Linked DNA regions of Homo sapiens: region 2 is linked to region 1. A link is a loop called in an ENCODE intact Hi-C map of the cell type or tissue named here. Cell type or tissue: endothelial cell of umbilical vein. All regions are shown on one strand.

The links. A loop is a pair of places that touch in the nucleus more often than their neighbours do. Peaks named below come from ENCODE experiments on the same cell type or tissue, not always from the same donor. Only the 100,000 strongest peaks of a DNase experiment are listed, where the experiment ranks them.
Region 2: it touches region 1 in a loop (4-fold over the local background); 2 of 110 quality-filtered maps call a loop at or near these places.

What each region holds. Positions count from the first base shown.
Region 1 is chr2:204,535,582-204,543,581 of GRCh38, reverse strand. No RefSeq gene overlaps it. Among named protein-coding and RNA genes, the nearest start is that of PARD3B, 5.9 kb to the left of the region's middle. RefSeq lists a silencer at 4,369-4,569. In endothelial cell of umbilical vein, no CTCF peak of the experiment used is centred here; a DNase peak (open chromatin) is centred at 4,601; H3K4me3 peaks cover 256 bases; H3K27ac peaks cover 2,238 bases.
Region 2 is chr2:204,021,470-204,029,469 of GRCh38, reverse strand. No RefSeq gene overlaps it. Among named protein-coding and RNA genes, the nearest start is that of ICOS, 89 kb to the right of the region's middle. RefSeq lists an enhancer at 2,049-2,108. In endothelial cell of umbilical vein, CTCF peaks have their summits at 3,039 (motif pointing left) and 4,763 (motif pointing left); DNase peaks (open chromatin) are centred at 2,169 and 4,789; H3K27ac peaks cover 1,174 bases.

The DNA of each region.
Region 1 (8,000 bases):
TAATCCCCAAGTGAACCATAAAGAACACTCCGGCTCTCCCAGTTCCACTTGGGAAGTTGGAATCGGGACCTAGGGGATGCAGCAGAGGCCATGCCATTGTGAGATGAAGGAAGAGATGACTCTAGACAAGGATGTGAACAGTGCATTGTGCAATCCTGTACACCATGGGGTGACCTTTTATAGCCCTAAGTTAGTATGAAGAGTTTAGTGTTTACATTTCATGTTTATTAAATAGCCAGGTTTAATTTGTTATTCAGCCTCATCACAGCATATATAGAAACAATTTACCATATATTATCAAGGGATTAAAAAAAAGAACACAATTGCAACACACAGTCATTCATGCCCAGCAAATTCCTAAATCAATATTTCATGCCCCATGGGACCTCCTGGGCAGAAGACAATAAATAATTTGCCTTGATTGAGTAACACTAGATGATGCCAAGCCCGGGTTCCATTTTCTTGTTTTGCCTGCTCGGTAGATAAATATGCCTGTGATGTGATATTTTTCCATTTGTTATCCAACAGCTTAGCAAGTACTGGAGTAGCCAGTAAAGAAGTGTTATACAGAGAAAGAACAATAATCCTGACCAATATTATTAAACCACCCTGCCTAACTAAAATGTCAGGTACTATCAGGTATACATTGAATGAAGAATGATAATATTTAATCTATAGTTGACCAGTAATTGAGTCTCATGTTTTGCACTGTTAAACAAAATATTTTTACCTTTCAAGGAATTATTTATAGCAAGTACTATTTATCACAAAAAAATTGAATCAATTTTACTAATTAAATTAACTTATTTATAAAACCCTTGGAGCATTAGTATAAAAGATCACATTCTTTGCTTCCTTCTGAAAGCAGGTGCAAGAATGATTGCATAAATAATGAAAGAGAAAAATGGGTATTCGTTTTCATTTTTTCCCTTTTATATTTAAAAGCAAATGGTCTGGGTTATTGTTTAACTGGACAAGAATGGATTCTTCTTTAGAGCTGTTTGTCTCTAAATACTGCATGGCATTCATTTGTTGACATTTTTGGTTATTTATTTCTGTAGCTGTCCTGGATGCACAAATAACAATGCTCTTCACCCTAAGGGGAATATTATGGGCCACCGGCTTTTTGGAAGGTCCATTTTTTGCCCATCCTATAAGCAAGACTCACAAGTCTTCACAAATGGTACAGCTATATCACCCCTCCTTATATTGAATTCTACTCTGTAGAAACTAATATTCTCCCTAAGTTTGTTTTCTTGAAAAGGAGCTGAATCATGAAATGAGCATCTCTTAAAAAAAAAAAAAAGTAAAATGAGCAACCAAAAGCAAGGAAACTGTCCTGATGCTGTTATATTAAGTTAATTTTGATTATTAATTAGTTGTTTTCCTCAATGTGTGATCTCCTTCTCTGAAGCTCACTGGGGCCCATTAACGGTAAGCACAGGAATAGGCCCTACTCTGGATAGGACCAAGTCCTTTCACCTCTAGGCATCTGTAGAAGACTGTTAGAAAGAGGGCCAATAGCAGTGGTCATTGGTGCTCTCCAGCAAGCTCAGCTGTCCAAAGATAGCTTTGAGGTAAGGGTGCAACCAAGAGTTCTCTTTTCAATTCTGCTTACTTTACCAAAGGCCACTTTCTGATTCTCATTTATATCCCTTTACTTGGAGAGGAAGTGAACGGGCATCCATGTAATTGACAGAAGGTAGAGAGAGATTTGGGCCTGGACATTTCAGTGTGTAAGTCATGTGTGCGCAGTGATAAGCTAAGTAATCTTAGTCATATGTCACTATCCTTTTTTGTAAAATGGGATGATAACTCTATTTTAAGGTGTAATATACATAAAGCACTCAACACATAGTAGGCAAGATATATTGCCCTCTTTCAACTTTTTTTCCACTTACTAGCATTTCTAAATGTCACTTGTTTTCATTGAGTCTGAAACTACTTGCAAAGTGAAACAATTCAAATGATACGTAGAAACTGCACATCAAGTACACAACTGCTGGAGACAAAGTGTAACTAGCTCTGTAATGAGGGTGCCAGGACCATAGCAAAACTAATGTTAAGATGTGTATTCTAATTCACAATCTACATATTATTTCATTTGATGCTCAAAAAGCAATCCGGAAACATTTAATCTAGTATCTGAGAATCACAGAATTACAGAGCTGAATGGGGCCTTGCAGATTACCTGATACAATATCCTCATTTTGTAGATGAGGAAACTGGATTAGAGAGGTCAAGGAAACTGGTTCAGCCAGAATCAGAACCCAGAACCTCTTGGTCATAGTCCAGTGCTTTCTTCACTTCCCTGTCTGTCTGGTAACAGAATTTATAACATTAGATATTTGACCAACATTAGTTTAAGGCTTTGTGGTTTGTTGTTGTTGTTGAGACAGAGTCTAGCTCTGTTGCACAGGCTGGAGTGCAGTGGTGCAATCTTGGCTCACTGAAGCCTCTGCTTCCTGGGTTCAAGCAATTCTCCTGCCTCAGCCTCCTGAGTAGCTGGAATTACAGATGTGTGCCACCACACCTGGCTAATTTTTGTATTTTTAGTAGAGACGAGTTTTCACCATGTTGGCCAGGCTGGTCTTGAACTCCTAACTTCAAGTGATCTGCCTTTTTTGAGCTCCCAAAGTGCTGGGATTACAGGTGTGAGCTACCGGAGCCAGCCATGGCTCAAGGCTTTGAACTCTCACTGGGCTAGGAAGTGCTGGTATGGTGTTCATTCTTCTACCTATTCCTTCAGTTTCAATTTAAACTTAAGATTCTGAACACTTATTCTCCCCACAATTGTAAATATCAAAAAAGTTTGCTGAGTATTTAAATGACTATTGCAGAAAATTATAAACCACCAAAGGATTTTAAGCAGGACAGTAACATGATCGGATTTGTGTTTGGTGGAATGCAGAGGACCTGAGAGACAGGCAGAAGCCCCATCTTAGTTCATTCAATCCACCATTCATTTTCTAATGCAACAGTAGTTTTTCAACACCTATAACGTAACTGAGCACAAAGTGACTATGAAGCTTAGACCCTAGTGAGGAAGACAGATAATAAATGACTAATCAAATGAACAAAATATTTGCACATTGTTATAAAGTATAATAAAAGGTACAAACAGCAGGGTTCTGTAATAGAGAATAATTGGGTAAGGGAGAACCTATTTATATTGGATTGGTAAGAGAAAAAAAGTTACTTTGGGAAGAACCCAGAGAAAAGGTGAACAGTAAATGCAAATATCTCTGAGATAAGACCAAGAGTGATGTGTTTTAGGAATTAAGAAAAAGCCAGTTTGGTTCCTGGAGCATTAATGAGCCAAAAGACAGGCAGGAAATGAGGTAGAAGAGATTGTCTACAGCAGTGGCCTCCTAGAAGACTAAGGCAATACAGATGATGAAGAGGGGAAGATTGGGGATATCTTTCCGAATTTGTGATAGGTGGAGGATGGTAAGCTTTGGGGAAAAATTAAGAAACATTGTTTTCTAGTTCAGACAACTAGTTAATAAGTGACATAATTGGCCGGGCACAGTGGCTCACACCTGTAATCCTACCACTTTGGGAGGCCGAGGCGGGTGGATCACCTGAAGTCAGGAGTTCAAGACCAGCCTGCCCAACATAGTGAAACCCCGTCTCTACTAAAAATACAAAAATTAGCCAGGCATGGTGGTGTGCACCTGTAATCCCAGCTACTCGGGAGGCTGAGGGAGGAGAATCACTTGAATCCAGGAGGAGGAGGTTGCAGTGAGCCAAGATCGTGCCAGTACACTCCAACCTGGGCGACAAAGTGAGACTCCATCTCAAAAAAAAAAAAAAAAAAAAAGAAGAAGAAGAAGAAGTGACATTATTAGTTAAAGCTAAGGAAGTTGGAAAGTGGGGAGGCCTTTGCAGATGTTAGGGAAAAAAAAGAGTAAGTTCAGTTGGGACATTCTAAGTTTGATGTGCCCGCGAAGCAACCAGGTAAAAATGTTTAGTCGGCTGGAAATACAAGTTTGGAGCTCAGGAGAAAGTCTAAAGACTATATATTGAGATTCAGGGGTCATAGATTGAAGCTCAACTTGTCAGAAGAGAAGAGATCATCCAAAGAAGGAGTTTAAGATGAAAAGGCAATAGGGCTTAGACTAGAATCCTGGAAAATGCCAATATTCAAAAAGAGGGAGATCTGGAGAAGTTACATATGTGTATAATGATGAATTGTTAATGATGATAAGGTATTATTCTTATTCTCTATAAGGTATTATCAATGTCAAAGATGTGATAAGAAAGGGCGCTGCTGCCCTAGTGAAGACACAACAGTAGAAAACAGGAAATTGAATGTTAAGAATGGAAAGCAAGAGTGTCTGACCAGAACAGATAGGTTTCATCAGAGCATAACATAGGATATAAGGCTAGAAAGATTCAGGAAGAGGAAAATGATTCAGGGACAGCTGTGAGAAATAGATTAAGGATTTGGGATCTAAAGCACCAAAGAGATAGCTTCTAGATGCTTGAACAAAGTAGTCATATGCATAAAACAGCATTTGATAGTCATTATTTTGACATCTTTATATATAAAGACTTTGAGTAGGAAGTGATTGAGTTTGGGAAGAATCCAAAAGAAAGATGTTGGAGTAAGTCATATCAGGCTGAATTTAAGTGAAACGTCACATGTGTACATATTTGTAAAATATCTCTGCCTTTACGTATGTTTATCCAGAGTAGTAAACTGTATTATTGCTTAATGTAAAGTCCTTTTAGTCTGCTATTCCATGAATGGAAAGTGGAGAAATGCCGTATGATTCAGGGTCCAGTCAGGCAAACTGAAAACATACCCTGTATCAAACAGAGGGAGTTGAATACGAGAAATTAATTACACTGTTGATGAAAGGGCTGGGAAGCCAAGCAAGACATGGGAAGGCAATTCAGAGATTAGCCACAGCAGGAAGCTGCTTCTTTCTCGAGGGCGAGGGCTGGCTGTATGCAGGGAGGATGCAGAATGTCAGCAGAACCCAGAAGCTGGGCCGCCTGGCAGGAGCTAAAACCAAAGCAAGGACTGAGCTGAGAGCCTGTCCAGAGAAGACCTGCAACTATCAGGAGGAGTTGCAGCCACAGCCAGAAAACACAACCAGGGGAGAGAAGGAGAGAGAAAAGAAGACGAGAGACAAATACCCACCCCCTGGATTCTTTTCTTCCCCCTTCCATGCTTCTACCAGTGTGTAGTGCTAGCAGGACTGGCGGGAAGCCAATTAGCAGGGAGAAGGGCAAGGAAGTGTTTGGGAACAAACCTAATAATTTGCCCAGAAGGTCTTTCCTAGTGGGCTTCTACAACGATTCATAAATAGAGATTTTAAATCTCACTAATATTTTAAATTTAGGAGAAGCACTAACAATGTTTCCAATTCAATCTGGTATATTTGCAAAAATGAATTTTTTTCCCAGACTAAGCTAAATTCATGCTTTTCTCAAGAGAAAGCACTTCTACATTTTAACAGTGAAATATAAGCTCTTCCCTGATTGCCAAAATCACCATTAATTTCCGTCATCATTTAAGAAATAAAAAAATTTCTACTCTTGCTCAGTTATCAACTCAAATTAATAGTTTGGTTTAGCTATGATTGCATAGTACTGTAAGCAGCAAATCCAAAAATCTTATTAATATTAAATGCTGCGGTCAAACTACGTGCTATCTGATAATATTTCATTTATTTTATATGCTATAATTTTAGAATTCATAATGAATTCTAAATGAATTCTAATCCATGAATTCATAATGGAAGATTTGAAAGACTATATGATTTACAGTTATGATTCATTTGTATAAAATTATTTGATACAGCCATTAATGCTTTGCCACATGTATACATGAATAAGTATAATTTTATTTCAATATCAAAAAATGAATTAATCCATATTTTCCTTCAAACGTGTGCACACTTGTTAATATGTATATGTTACGACTTTTTAAATGCTCTTTTATTATATAATCAGAATATAAATAGAATAAAGAAAATAAATAGGTTATATATGGACTTTAACATGTCTCACAAGACTTGAAAAGAGCAATTTCACAGCAAACAAAAATAACTATCCGTTTACCATGTATATAAAACTTCTGGCAAGTGATACCCACAAAATGATGGTATTAACAATGAGTAGCATATGTCGGTCATGCCTCTACCAAATCCAATAAGTTTCATTAAGTTGCAAGTTCCTTACTCAAAGAGGCAGTGCTATATGCTGAAGGACTAGGATAGCTATGGATAAGACTAAGAGTGGTCCCTGACTCAAAGACAGCCATGCATAGGCTAGTCAACCCCTGATATAATCTGATATTAAAAGCAAGTAAAGTCATTGGTGATCAGCTAAGCCACACAGATTGGCTCCTTCTAGTATGTAGGCTACAGAATAGAAGAGGATTGGCTGCTTGGTATTGAAGGAATCAAAAAGCCAAAACCTTGAGATTTCAGTGGCTCGTGAGATAAAAGCACTTTTGGAGCTGCCTCAAGTGTCCATTGACCCCAGTACTAACCTACAAATATTGTCAAAATAACAGTCACCTGCTAACCAATTATTTTTTGTCACATTATTTTGAGTGAGACTGATTCTTAAAACCAAAGCAACTTATTCTAGCAAAGAACAAAAAGAACTTAAAAGTAAATTCAAGAGGAGATAAATTAATGGACAATAAGTCATGGACCCAAGGCTTTTACATATATTTTTGCCAGAATGAACCCAGGGCCTACTGACAATAAACTGGATTATAGCTAGAGTAATTGGGAAGTCAATGGAAACTTGAATAAATTTTCTTGAAGAAAGGAAATTGAACACTGGCTCTTAGGAGTTGGTAAGCCGTGATTGCAGGAAGCTGCAGGAAGCTATGTGATCGTGCCCCTGCACTTCAGCTTAGGCAACAGAGCAAGACTGTCCCAAAAACAAACAAACAAACCAAAAACAAAAACACTTTATGAGCTAAACTAGAGTAATCACCAAGGAAACACCCATTTAGGATGGGAAGATACAGCATAAGAACAGAGCCAAGGCCTGGGACTTTTCTGCATTCCAGAAGAAACAAGCAAACCATTTTTTCTTGAATAACTATTTGATGGTTGCAAATATGGCCAACCATAGGCAGAAACCAGAGACAATGAAACTTTATTCTTGAGAGGCATATTGTTAGGAGGAACTCCCCAGAAGAGCATTTGAACCCTACTGCTGGGGCTCAGAAAACAATATCCCAAAGTATGGCACTTTGGCATGCTAGTCCTTTGAACTAAAGGAGGTTGGAAGCCCTCAGAAGCAGTTTCAGAAGCAAAGTCTCTCTCTCTCTCTCTGATCTTCTGCTGCCCTCCTATCTCCTGCCCCCTACCCCTCTTTCTCCTCCAAAGCAAGTCATAGAAACCAGAATTCCTCTTCCCCATGGTGGGTCATAGAAAATAGAACCCATCTTTCCCAAAGTAAGTCATAAAACCCAGAAATACGACTCTAGCCTTCCCCTTACTCTAACCTTTCTGTATAGGAACTGGCCATGGAGAAGTTCTCTGATCTACCTTAGCTGGTAGTAGAGCATAAGACTTTTGTTCCAGAGGAGTCCTGCCTGATAGCTAGAAGGAAGGAACTCTACACAGAGAGGCCAAGAAGAATCTGAACAGACAGGTCTTGCTAGGTCCCTGCCTCCCTAGCCTATTACCATTATTTAATCCCATGTTTGTCCAATTACATTTATACATGGCTGTTTGCCTATTCTTCATCAAATTCAGACATAAAAATGTACAGTTTTCCCTGGGTATTTGAGTCTTCATGTCTGAAGGCTCCTGTGTCACATAAAACTTTGATTAAGTAAATTTGTTATGCTTTTCTCTTGTTAATCTGTCTTTTACTGTAGGAGTGTAGGCCATGACCCTTACGATGGGTGAGGAAGGGCCTTACACCTTTTCCACCCCTACCCTACTATAGTATAATGTGCGCTACAGTGAATCACACAGACCCACTCCCCCTTCAGGACTGAATACTCATCCGGTGAT
Region 2 (8,000 bases), 510 kb after region 1:
AGGGGAGGCAATTATAGATTCTTGAGAATAAATTAGTTGATGATTCATATATCAAGCCAGGTTGACAAGCAAATCGCTAGCCATGGAGGCCATCCAATTTTGGGTGGCATTCAGGACAAATGTTATCATGACACTGATGTTTTAGGAAGACATAACTTATGTCTGGCATGGCAGAAATTAGTGAAGGAACAAAACTAAATCAGGGAGATCGCTACATTCTCTCTCATGTGATAACAACGGCCTGAACTATAGTTACAGCAGTAGACATAGAGAATAAGAGAAGCTTTCAGCTGATTTAAAGGAAGAATCTATGGGGCTTTATGATAGATATGAGATGGTAGAAGGGAAAGCATGAAGGTGACTCCCAAGTATCTTGCTAGCAACATAGGCATAACTTACAAAGAAAGCACATAAAATTCAGCTCTAATATGTTAGGACAACTTCAATGTTTTAACTAATCATCTTGCTCCCCCACCCAACACACATGTGTGTTTAGAGGTACAGCCAGGTAGAAGGAACAGAAAATGGAGGGAACAATTTGTAATATTTACATTTTAGTCCAAATATGTATTATACCTTTACCTAAGAGAATGTGAAGCTGGGGTGGAAGGTGATGCATGGAATGGCTCCTACATGCCCTCTAAGAGATCAAAGGTTAGTGGGATTATTTTGGTCCCATTGGCCTTCAGGAGATCTTACATTAAGCTTGGGCCTCACCACCTAGTATTAGGACCTAACCAATACCCAACACCCCTGCCCTCTTCTCGCCCACTACTATGAAATATGAAAGCATTTTACTGGAGAGCAACAGAACCTGTAGAAAATATTTTGTTGAGTTAAAAAATAATGTTGAAAGCAAAAATGCTGGCCTGGTGTGGTGGCTCATGCCTGTAATCTCAGCACTTTGGGAGGCCAAGGCAGGTGGATCACTTGAGGCCAAGAGTTTGAGACCAGCCTGGCCAACATGGCAAAACTGTGTCTCTACTAAAAATGCAAAAATTAGCTAGGTTTGGTGGTGCACATATGTAATCCCAGCTTACTCATGAGGCTGAGGCATGAGAATCGCTTGAACCCAGGAGGTGGAAGTTGCAGTGAGCTGAGACTGTGCCACTGCACTCCAACCTGGGCAACAGAGCAAGATTCTGTCTCAAAAAAAAAAAAAAGGCAAGAATGTTGACCAAAATTCGAGATTGCAGTCTTCAAGAGTGCATTATGTGTCTTTGGATCAGAAGTTCAAATAATAACTCAGCACTGGGTGTAGTATCTGGTATAAAATTGGCTCACAATAAGCATATGATGAATTAATAGACAAATTTTCTTATTTTCATTTTCTTTTTATATGTTGCCTTTGCTTGAAAAAAATCCAAAGGCCATCATCACTATGGTACTCTAAAGAATGTTAGAAGATAGCTAAATTTAAGACAGCTGTGACAATTTTGCAGCACAGTGGAGTGGAAGAAGCATTAGGCTCAGTAGACCTGGGTCTGAGTCCTGGCTTTCCTTGTAATAATCTGTGCTACTTTTGGACAAATCCCTTTCTCTCCCTAGGCCTCCATTTTCCCAAAGGTAGAAGAAGGTGCTGGATCAGGAGGGATCACTGAATCTATGCAATAAATCTATGCCTAGGCTGGTCATGGTGACTCACGCCTATAACCCCAGCAGTTTGGGAGGCCAAGGCAGGCGGATCACTTGAGGCAAGGAGTTCGAGACCAGCGGGACTGACATGGTGAAACCCCGTCTCTACTAAAAATACAAAAGTTAGTCAGGTGTGGTGGTGCATGCCTGCAGTCCCAGCTACTTGGAAAACTGAGGCAGGAGAATCGCTTGAACCCAGGAGGTGGAGGCTGCAGTGAGCCGAGATTGTGCCACTGCACTCCAGCCTGGATGACAGAGTGAGACTCCATCTCAAAAAGAAACAGATAAACAAACAAACAAACAAAAAATGTTGCCCAGAAGATCCAGTTGTTTAAAATTTCTTTTCTGGACTTAAAATATGACTTGGTAGGATTTTCTTTTCATCACCTGATGGATGTCATTTGAAAAATCTTCTGTAATAACCACAATGAATGTGACCTCTAAGCCCTTTCAAGACCTTTAAATAAACATGATATGACAATTATTTTGTGGCATCCATGAGTCACCCATGAATTTTACCACACTGTGCATATGATTTGATCATCATAATCTGAAAAGCCTTTCACAGGAAACACCTGCTGAGACGTAGTTCAGCCCAGCTGCTCTAAATATGAAACACGTCTATACATGTCCCCATGGGAACAGAGATAAGCAGGATAGACTCGGCAAAACCTAAAATGTGCAGCTTTCTCCTCATTCTGCCATTCTTCCATCAGGTGTCTACCATCTCACCTAGAGGCCCCACTCTATATCTTTTTCTCAGGAAAAAGAGCAAAGGAGCAACCATTGGCATGTGCCATTCTACCAAATTTTAACCAGATTTAATTGTCCTGGTCATATTTGGTTCAAAATTTTTTCTTTCCTATTAAAAGCAGCAACAAGTTGGTGGAGATTTATCTTGGTGGGAAAGTATCAAGTAATAGGAAACAGATCCGAGCATAATGGATACTTTTAGAGGTCTGTCTTGCTCTATCTCTCACTGCACCGTCTCCTCTGTGTATAGCTCAGGACTAGGGAATCATGTGCTAGCAACCCGGACTCCTCCATCCTTGCCCTGACTTCTTGACGCCAGTTGCTTTCCTTTCAACACCCTGGTCTAAGTCTCCCAGATGTTCAGCTTTCCCCCTATGCCTTCCTCATTCTCCTGTGGCTTCACCATTGGCCTAGGTTCTCGTCTTTCTCTACAACTCCCCTTTTCAGGGAATCCACAGTTTCAGATCTTGGAGTTATTGCAGTTTTAAGCCTCCTAGAAAGTATGCTTCTGGAACATTAATCTTTTAACAAATAGGTATTCAGTCACACCCGGCTCTTTGCTAGGTGTGAAAACATGGCAGCAAGAAAAACAGGCAAGAGGAACAGCAGCAGCAGGAAGCAGATCGCCCCCTTCAGGAAGGGGGTGGCATAGGGCTGGGAGTATGTAGTAGGTGGAATAGTGTCCCCCAAAAGTTCAGGTCATCCCAGAACCTATAAATACTTTATTTGGAAATATGGTCTTTGCTGATGAAATCAAGTTAAGATGATGTTATATTGGATTTGGGTCCCAAATCCAAGAGGACTGGCATCTTTATAAGAGGGAGATTTGGACACAGACACACAGAGGGAATCCCATGTGACAACACAAGTGAGACTGGAAAGAGGCAAGCCAAAGAGCACCAGGGATTGCTGGCAACCACCAGAAGCTAGGAAAAGGGAAGGAGAGATCCTCCCCTAGAGCCTTCAGACAGAGATGGCCCTGAGGACACCTTGATTTCAGACTTCTGGCCGCCAGAACTATGAGAGAGTAAATTTCTGTTGTTTTAAGCCACCAAGTTTGTGCTAATTTCTTACAGCGGACCCCAGAAATTAATTCAGGTTATCAAAGGGATTAAGTACAGGTAGAGGAAGCAAAGCCCTGAGAACTTTGCCCCTGGGCACAGGAGGACGGAGGGTCTTAGACCAAGGATCTCCCAACTTTGGAAGCCAGATCCAAAGCTCTCACCCCCAATATGCGTGGATATCAGAATATGTCAGTGTTCGGGGAAGATGATGATAGTAACAATGATGACTACAGTTGTTACTAAGATAAAGAAAAAGAGAAGAGACAGAAGAGGGAAAAAGTGAAAAAAATGAGATGGAGGAAAGCATAATTTTAGAGTAAAATGACAATATCATTATAATTTTATATCTATGACCACAGTCAAGCTGAATGAGGAGTAAAACTCCAAACTCTTGTTCTTCTGGGTAAAATAATATTTATTATGTAAACTGCTTTCCATTTATGCCTAATAATATAATGGCACAATAACAATTATGTGTATCGTTAAATGTTAGATTTAAGTTATTGTAAATTTCATTTGGTCAAAGCAGTAAACACTATGGAAATGACTTTTGTAAACAGTGGCTCCTAACATGTGGTCATTAGCTCACAATCCAAAACAAAACCTGTAGGCAACATTGCTTCATTCCATTCAAATAGGTACAGAAAATATGATGTGGTACTCATGCTATTTATGAATTTCACCACCCAGACAAAGATAAGGATTGGGAGAAATTACGCATTTTATTCCATATGAAAGCAAATGTTAAAAGAACGCAGCCAGTCCACAGCGTTGCTATATCCTTTGTCTATAGCATTCTTCGACCAAAATAAAAGTGCTACATGTTCGACAGAGGAATGTTAAGCTTTCTTTGGCATACCTCTAACATATCTGCTGCCTGGGTTTTAACAAAGACTGTTTGTCATTAATGTGTGCTCGCTGGTTTGTATACCAGTCTCACACACACAATAAGGTCTCCTTTCATGCTCCCACCAAGACTTAAGAAAAATATCCTGCAAATGTGAATGCACAATCATGTCTAATTGTTGCAGTTCAGCTGAACTTTGCCTCTCTTATTTTGAGACCATGAACATAATCTCACAGTTCTCCTCTCCCAAATATAACAGATTTTTTTGTTTGTTTGTTTAATGATCAGTCTGGGATTAAACAAAATGCAATTTGTTTTTAAAGATATTTGAAACTAAATAGGAAGTCTCATTATTGGTTTATTGGTCTATAACCAGGTTCTTTCCTGTAGAGAGATGTTTTCAACATTCAATGTGAAATCCACACATAGCAGCACCCTTTCTAGGGATGGGGTGTTGGTGCCCTCTTGAGGAAGAAAGAACAAGGCAAAGGAAAAAGTTGAAGAAAGCAGTTGGAAACTGGGAGAATATTTAGGTAGCCCTGTGCTTAAAAAAACTCTAGTCTCTCTCAAAGGGCAATTCAGTCTGCCTGGGATATGGCCAACAAACTTTCTGCATTTTGTTCCAGCACAAAACTCACACGTTATGATATTTATAAGTATAGCCTGTTTTACTACCACTTTTTATTTACAGTGTGTTTTCCAAGGAAATGCCATTTTGATGAAGCAGTGCCGCCCTTGCTTTCATGTAGCTCACAGGCAAGAATGACTTTTGATTATTAAATCCACAGTCACCTGACAGAATATTTGCCGTTCGATCCCTGGGAGCGGTACTTGAGGATCACAAATCTCAAAGAGCTCCATCTATTTTACCCTCCTCCCCCACTTCATACTCTGGCCTAATCTAACTATACACAGTCGGTAATTTTACTCTTTACTTAATATTCACTTCTGCCAAGCTCCTAATCATTTGTCTTACAATTCTTTGAACTCAGTCCAATTTTCTGCCTCATTCTGATTCCAGGAATGTGGGCTTAGACTATCTTTTTTTAATATATATAGGACAAGTGATACCTTTAGTTAGACTCTCCACCCTCAATCCCCAAATTTAAAAACCTTTTTTAAAGTTTCCTTGAAAGAAAATTAATTGACAAATGAACAATCCCAGAAAACTAAAGAGACTTTAGGAGCATTTTACTGGATTAATTCTAATAGAGTATCAGCAGCAAATCTTCTGTGGTTCTAACTTAACACGCAATGGACCCTTAACCCAATTTTGGCCTTAGAGCCACCCGTCTGGTTCTCTCTTAAGTTAGTATTATCTTGGCACTGGTCAGTGTAAAGATGCAAACGTGTTGGCTTCCAAGAGACAGTATAGTATAGTAGTAGATCAGAAAACCATTTTAAAACTATGTCACCTGAGTCCTAATTCCCTCATCTGCCACTTTCTGATTATGTAAATCTCATCAAGCTCTCTGGGCCTCATCCCAGTATCTGTAAAATCGTAATGTTCAAAGTGCCTCTGTGGGCTAAGAGACCCTGGGGCAATCCTAGGGACACAGGCCAGGACTTCTTTTTGGCCATTTGTGACAATAGTTCCTGTTTCTTTGAACATATTGAATTTACAAAGCTGTTGAGGAAAACAGAGCTTAAAATACTCTATTTCAACAAAACAATATATTAAGTTAAAATAAGGGAACTAGAGTAGAGCCTGGGGTGGTCTTTAGCTTTGTTTTGAATTGTCCTGAGACAATTGTCATGTTTTGCATCCTTGCTACTTTGTGACAGCCTCTCTCTCTGTGCCCCAAGTGAGAAGCTGCAGCTTGACTCCATTCATGTCAGTCTTTGTAGGTGTCACAGGGAAGCTGCTCTTTCAAGGTGGGGAAGCTGTGACGACTGTGTTGTGTCCACAGTGCTTCTTTGTGAACAAACATATTTTTGCCAGATCTGCCTAAGAAAGAGTGGGTGTTGGATGGTGAAGAAGGCAGAAACAGATTTTTATCTCCATTCAGAGCTTTGAAACCTTTCATCACTTTAAGAGAGAGATTTCAGCATCAGAAGGCTGAAAAACCAGGTCAGGTAATATTAGATTGTTATATAATGTGACCTGAAGTCAAAAGTAAAGGGAGTTTGCTGGGGGAAAAACAAAATAAAACTTTCTGACTCTGTTATTTGTCTCAAAATTCTGAACCTCCTGCTCACTGTCATACAAAAAGAATTTACTTATCAGCTCAGGACCTGAAAGGAGTCTCTTATTTTTTGACCAAAAATTCCCCCAAAACATCCCTCCTAGAGCGATTGCAAGGATTCAATGAGACAGCGGTTGTAGTGTGCTCAGCCCAGGGCCTGTGAAGTGATTGTAGTCAGTAGATACTCATCACTAACGACTAAGCTTGCCCCTGATACAAGGTACTCAACACGGGGAGGTTTAATGTCTTGTGAGTGAGAGGTTGGCGAGGGGATGGTGGTGGGGGAAACCCAGCAGATGCCTGCAGAGACAAGATGTGTGTCCCTTTAAGTCTGGGCAAGGTCAGACAAGAGGACTAGAATGCTTCCCACAGTTATCACCAATCAAGTCCACCTTCATTGTGGTAGGGCCTGTCTCAACATGGGCTCAGGGGTTCTGCTACTGAGAATTCTTGGAGAAATCTTTGGCATTTTCTACCACATGTTCTATATGCTTGTCTTTATAGCATCTAACTTTTGGCTCTCTTCCTCACAGAGCCAGAAAGAGTGCCGCTTTAAAGGTGAAGAATTGAGCATGTTAGCTGCTGTGTGCCATTGATTATTTTATTGATGCAATTTGTGGTTCTTAAAGAAGAGACTTTCCATGAATAAGATATTTTCCCCTTACTTAAGTAACATGACTTTTTCCCAGAAACCCACCCAAATCTGCCTTAAATCTCATGGAGGTTAAGAATGAATGGACTTAGGTACAACACAAAGCTTATTTCCCTCATATTGTTATTTGTTAATATATCTATTGGGCTTATTGCTTGAAAGGTTAAGAAAAAGACCTGATTTTATTGATAACAAGAAGCATTCAATATTTCTATGCCTGACCCCTCACATCTCAGGATGTATGACTCCACTGCACATCAGACTCTTCCTTAGGGTCAAAATAACAATATTTTAGATCAATAGAGACCATGAAAAGGCTCCTGGAGGATAGTTTTGCTGTGTGTCAGTGATACTTGAGGCAAGTAGTCAAGAAGAGCAGGACAACCACCTTCCAGAATATCCCAAGTCTAAGTGCCCCAGCTGTTTCTCATAAAACCCGCAAAAGCAACAGGGTTTTTCTCTTGCCTCAAGTGGCTCATTGGCTTACATAGGCATCCTTGAGATTTAAGGTATAAACAAGAGCAACTGTAATTTTAACTTATACAATATGTGTGTAAATAAAGATATGACAGTGGGTTAGCGATTTTAAAGAGAGAGAGAGAGAATCTAGTGTTATTCTTTAATCATCTCTCTGCTTCTAATGTGTTAATATCAAGATCCAATATCTCAATCCCACCCTGTAGAGTTTTCCTTGTTACTTTGGAGTTCCTGTAATGTGAACTCTTCATCACTAAAAATCAGTGATTACATGTATTCCATTCTCTGGAAATGTTTTCTGAGATAAGCGTTGTTTTTCTTAATGCTGGATAGCCAGAAAATAAAATTGGCTAACCAGAATAATTTAGATACCATCAACCGCTGAG